2 separate regions of the Homo sapiens genome follow, and region 1 is linked to region 2. A link is a contact called in ENCODE Hi-C or POLR2A ChIA-PET data. All regions are on one chromosome and are shown on one strand. Each heading gives the region's core, a stretch centred on a gene start or an enhancer-like site at or near the end of the contact. The rest is flanking DNA. Distances are from core to core; before and after follow the strand shown.

Region 1 (2,700 bases), core at 182-2,681, 2.4 Mb after region 2:
ACGAGGTCAGGAGTTCGAGACCAGCCTGACCAACATGGTGAAACCCCGTCTCTACTAAAAATACAAAAATTAGCCAGGTGTGGTGGCGTGCGCCTTTAATCCCAGCTACTCAGGAGGCCGAGGCAAGAGAATCGCTTGAACCCAGGAGGCGAAGGTTGCAGTGAGCCGAGATCGCACCACTGCACTCCAGCCTGGGAGTCAGAGAGAGACTCCGTCTCAAAACAAAACAAAACAAAACAAAGGTTGAATAATAATAATAGGACCTATATTGTAGACTTGTTGAGAGGATTAAATGAGATAATGTACGAAATGCCTTACTACAGAGTCTGGCACTTATTAAAGAAAGAGTTGATGTGGGCTGGGTGCCGTGGCTCACGTCTGTAATCCCAGCACTTTGCGGGGTTGGGGTAGGAAGATCCTTAGAGGCCAGGAGTTCGAGACCAGCCTGGGCAACAAGGCGAGACCCTCGTCTCTACAAAAAATATATAAATTATCCGGGTGTGGTGGCTCATGCCTATAGTCCTAGGTACTTGGGAGGCTGAGGTGGGAGGATACCTTGATTGCAGTGAGCTGTGATCTTGAGCCATTGCGCTCCAGCCTGGGCGACAGAAGGCGGCCGTATTTAAAAAAGAAAAAAGAAAGAAAGAAAGAAAAGAAAAGAAAAAAAGGGTCGTTGTGGAAAATTCTTGTGGGGAATTAAAGGGACCACGTGTGCGCGAAAGAGCTTGGCGAAGATAAGTACCTGGAGGCCAAGATGAGGCGGCGAGCCCTGCCTCCCTAGCAGTGTGGTCTCCTGGCTTAGGGTCAGTGCTTCGCACAAAAAAATCCACTGCCTCTCATGAGACCTTGAACTGCCAATGACCGCAGGTTGCCCAGACTCCCGAGTGAGGAAGGCGGCCAGGAGTCAACTAGGCTTCTTGCGGAAAAGCCCACTCTAAGAAGGCCTGGGGCATTCCGGCTCCAGGCAGGTAGCACCCGCGGGCCTCAGGCCCTTTCACTTACCCGGGAAACGTAACGGTCCTTAACGGCAGCCAATAACGGCTCCCAGCGGCCCAGGCACTGGCAAGGGCAGGCTGAAATCAAACCTCGGATTTTGGAACCTCCACGCCTGAAACCCTAAACCAGCATCGAACTACAACTCCCATCATGCCAGGCGGCCGCCCGGTTCCCAAGGGTCGGTCCCACCAACCTTGCGCCCCTTCTTTCCTCAAAGCGTGGCCGAATGCCTAGGCTTCCGGGTATCAGTGGCCCCGCCTCTTAATCCGACCGGAGCCGTCCCTCGTGATTCCTGGGTATTGTAGTCAGTTTCCTGGGAAAGAGTCGCTCCTAGTGGCAGCTCGCTTCGCCAGAAAAACTACAAAACCCAGAATGCAGCGCAAATTCCCCTTGTCCAATAGGAACCCCCCATGTAGTGGGGCGCGGAGCCCTGCTCTCGCAACTCAAGATGGCGGACGAGAGTGAGACAGCAGTGAAGCCGCCGGCACCTCCGCTGCCGCAGATGATGGAAGGGAACGGGAACGGCCATGAGCACTGCAGCGATTGCGAGAATGAGGAGGACAACAGCTACAACCGGGGGTAACGAAATCCTCGGAGTCCAATTCCCGTCCAGCCTCCCACAACCTGGGTCTCTGGGGTGCGGGGAAGTCACCGGGAGCTTAGTCTAGCCCCACCCTCATGTTCTTATTGGCTAAGTCACTAGGATTCTGCCTGGCGATTGGTTATTGCCTTTGTCATTTACCAAGGGTGGGTGCTCTGGATATTAAGGGCCGGAGACGTTCAGTACTTTTATTATATAAAAGTTCTATGCAGTGTTCCACTCGTGTGCTTCAGGCCATTCCTGGGAAAAGAGCATGTTGGACGATGGTTTTCGATGGTACAACACAGGACAGTCTAGTAACAGTACAGTTCAAAGGGAACGTTACTTATAGACGTGTTGTTTGAACAACGTGACTAGCAATAAACGAATCATAAAACATTTCGCAGCAGTTCACCCTCAGTGAGGAAACTCATCAGACTATACAAACTGTATGTATAATTATATTGTAAAATATCACTACCAGAGAATCCCAAAATATAAACTCACCTTATAAACCTATGTAATTAACGGTATGGTAATGCTTTGATTTACATAGTTTCCATTGCTCCAAATAATCCATAAGTATCCTGAACGATATATTAATATAATTAAGTCTTCGAACATCTTTGCCTTGTTACCTTTGCAGAGCAGCCCCAGGCTTCAAGAAATGAGCGATGTTGTTTCTTGGAGAGTATTTGGAATCCTCGGGCTCCATACTGCCTATCCTGTACTTTAGGGTCTTGCCATTAGTTACTATTTGTTCCTAGGGATGAAGAAACACACCAGGCATTTGAATGTTGAATTCTTTTCCCAAATTAGTTTTTACTTCTGTAAGCCACAGCTTATTCATCTTTCTTCACATGGTTAGTGCCTGGCACTGGCACTCACGCTGTCTCTCCCCATCTTCCTGTCTATATTTGTAGATATATTTTTAAACTGAAAGTCGTGAGAGATTTTTGGGTGTATAACTTGCTGAGTCTGAGGTAGTCTGATTTTCGTAGCCAGCTTGTTATTCGCAGTATTGGTGGCAGTGCAGATATAAAGGTATAAAGACCAAGGACTGCGTAGAAGAGATGGTCCCACAAGATTATAGTACATATTTTTATTGTATCCTTTCTATGTTT
Region 2 (2,754 bases), core at 57-2,556:
GGAGGGATGGGGGAGGAGACGTCAAGGGATGGAGGTCTCCCACACCAATCGTGCCTCCGTTTCCCCACGGGGAGATTCGACAAAACCAGGCAGCAGCCCAGTGTCCCTCACCATCCATCCCCTCAGGGGTTTCCCAGGAGCCTCACCCGGGAAAGCCGAGAGTTCTGTCCTGAGTGGCAGGGTAATGAGGAGGGGTCCTCAAAGAGCTCCCACCTCCCTCTCCTTGGGGTCCCCGCCACAGACCCCAATCCTGGGATGACTTCTCCCCCTCGTCCAGGTCTCCGCAGCGGGAGCTCTCGCATCTGGCCTCCGCACTTGCGAACTGGGAGCGGAGGGGGACCCAGGCGTTCGAGCCGCCCAGCCGGCCTCGCCACATTCCTCGGCGCTGGCGGAGGCGGAAGGAGACGGGATGGGACGCGGGCCCAGCGGGGAAGGGAGAGGCAGGGCCAGGTCGGGCCACGCGTGACGCCTCCCCTGCCTCAGGGCCCCCAGCAGGTGGATAGCGCCCAGCCTGCAGCGGGAGGCCCACAGGCACATCCCGAGTAGGGCTGCTGCTCCGAGAGCTCCCGGGGGCTTTGGCCCCCAGGCAAAAAACTCTCCCTCATCCCTAGTTCGCCAAGCGCGCAGCGTGTGGCTGGAGGCTGGAGCGGATCAGCGTGACGGCCGGTTACAGCGAGAGTGATTGAGACGAGGCTCCGAACCCCCGGGACTTACCCTCCCGCCGCCCGCTGGACTCGGGGTCCGCAGCTCAAAGGTTTCCTCGTCCTCGTCCTCGTCCCCGTCCCCGCTAAGCTCGCCGTCCCCGTAGTCCCGGTGCAGAAGAGTGAAGCCTCGACGGCAGCAGAGAAGCCACCATAGTCCCCCGGGGAGAGGCATCCGGGCGAGGAGCTGCGGATGGGGGCGCGGGCAGCCGCGGCCGAGCAGTAGGGGGTCGGAGGAACTGGCGGGGCTCCGACCCGAGCAGGGGAAAGATGAGGTGGGAGGAGCAGAAGGGAGAAGAGGACAGGGAGGAGGCAGTGTCCTGGGCTGGGGTGCAAGGGGACGCTAGCCAGACGCTGAGGGGGGCTCAGTGTCTGGGCCCCCGGAGGGGGGAGGGGGAAAAGCGTCCAGGGCCCCGGGAGAGGAGGGAGCAATGTCCGGAGCTGGGAAGTAGTGTCCGTTGGAGTGTCCAGCCCTGTGGGGGGCAGTGTCCGGTGCAGCGTCCGAGGTGGGCAGTTGTCCAAGCTCCAGGGAGGGTCGTGTCCGGTAGGGCGTCCGGTGGCCGGGGCCCGGGCCGCGCGCGCTGCGCTCCCTGCAGCCCCGGGACTGGCGCGCTGGGGGCGCGAGCACAGAGCTGGGACCCCGCCCCCCCGGCCCCCTCCCTCCCGGGGGGCCCCCCCTCTCTCTTCTTTCTCTCCTCCCTTCTTTACTAGGCAGGGTCCAGGTTTCGTCACAGTCTCCTCTGTCCAATCCCTGTGCCTGGCGCCGGGCGCGGCTACCAATCAGACGGCTGAAACCGCGTTGGGTTGCATCATGTGCCCCTGGCTTGGTGACAGCGGGGAGGGGCGGGGAAACAGGGAGGGAGGGGACGAGGCTATGTTAGCCACGCCCCAGTCTCTGAGGTCGGACGCGGGGTGCTAGTGACGTCACGGAAGCCCGCCTTCAGGCTCTTGTTTTAACTCTTGGCTCACCAACCAATTAAAAACCCTGTTGAGGAGTTTTGGCACAGGACAGAGGAAAACCCAACTGCCGCTCTCTGAACCCCTGTCTCGTCTCAGGGTCCCTGAGAAAGGGAAACGCCTTGGCTACTAAGAGGATGTCCAGACCTGCGAGGACACAGCTCTGGAGGTGGCCCTCCACGTCTGGGGAGAAGGAGTCCAGTTTCTCCAGTTTCTCGGTCTGATTCAGCTCTCCCCCACCCTTTTTTTTTTTTCTTCCAGACAGGGTCTCGCTGTCTTGCCCAGGCTGGGGTGCGGTGGAGCCATTATAGCTTACTACAGCCTCGAACTCCTCGGCTCAAGGGATCCTCCCACCTCAGCCTCTCCAGGAGCTGGGACTACAGGCGTACACCACCATGCCTGGCTAATTTTTTAAATTTATTTTTTGTAGAAATGGAGTCTCACTATGTTGCCCAGGCTGGTCTTTAACTCCTGGGCTCAAGCGATCCTCCCAGCTTGGCTTCCCAAAGTGCTGGGATTACAGGTATGAGCCACTGCACTCGGCCTCACCTCCTTTTCGAGGTGAAGGAGTTGAGGCAGGCACTCTGGGAAGGTGCAGACCTAGGCCGGAAATAAAATCGAATATAGAGCTCACAGCTCACCGAACTCAGCTGGGGAGACTGACTTGGATTCTAAGGAATTCTGTGGTCTCCGAATACAGTGGAGGCCTCTTAGGGCTAATATCCTGCGGCTCTGTATAGGAAGGGGTTAACTCAGGCGCTAGGCGGCCGGGGCGGGGCCGCGGCCTCCGCGGGCGCGCGCGCGCGTTGCTGACTCAGCGGCGATTCCAGAGATCTTGGATGGAGGGTTCCAGGTCGGTCCCCAGTGGCTGGCGTGTGGGACCCTTTGAGGATCGGCGCCGTCTCCGGGCCTTCCCTGGATCCTGGCCCCTAGAGGCCGTGGGGGACCCCTTTTCGCCGCTGCTGCGGGAGGCTCTGAGGACTGCTAGCCTGGGCAGGGCTGGGCTGGGCGGGGAGGGGCGGGGAAGGGCGGGACGGGCGGGGCCGTCAGGCCAGCACCTCCCTTGAGACCTCCTCGCCACGCCCCGCCCTTCTCG

What was found. A loop is a pair of places that touch in the nucleus more often than their neighbours do. ChIA-PET counts read pairs that join two places held with the same protein, here RNA polymerase II (POLR2A). Pooled maps may share reads with other maps.
Region 1: a map with no recorded cell type shows a loop between it and region 2 (10-fold over the local background). The contact joins the promoter of NMT1 here to the promoter of PLEKHH3 in region 2. A Hi-C loop is called at or near these places in 1 of 37 single-sample maps with no recorded cell type and 6 of 50 pooled maps. POLR2A ChIA-PET finds 5 or more read pairs at or near these places in 1 of 52 experiments (activated CD4-positive, alpha-beta T cell).

What each region holds. Positions count from the first base shown.
Region 1 is chr17:45,059,886-45,062,585 of GRCh38, forward strand. NMT1 (N-myristoyltransferase 1) reads left to right here and starts at 1,432. Exons shown (of 12, transcript NM_021079.5): 1 at 1,432-1,575. The coding sequence starts at 1,445. It also overlaps a transcript of DCAKD not described here. RefSeq lists enhancers at 212-1,203, 1,063-1,242, 1,204-2,195, 1,343-1,702, 1,556-1,850 and 1 more.
Region 2 is chr17:42,675,688-42,678,441 of GRCh38, forward strand. It overlaps PLEKHH3 (pleckstrin homology, MyTH4 and FERM domain containing H3), which reads right to left and starts at 1,307. Exons shown (of 13, transcript NM_024927.5): 1 at 715-1,307. The coding sequence starts at 876. RefSeq lists silencers at 1,088-1,147, 1,238-1,487, 2,348-2,427 and enhancers at 1,598-1,697, 1,718-1,767, 1,898-1,977, 1,958-2,459, 2,460-2,754.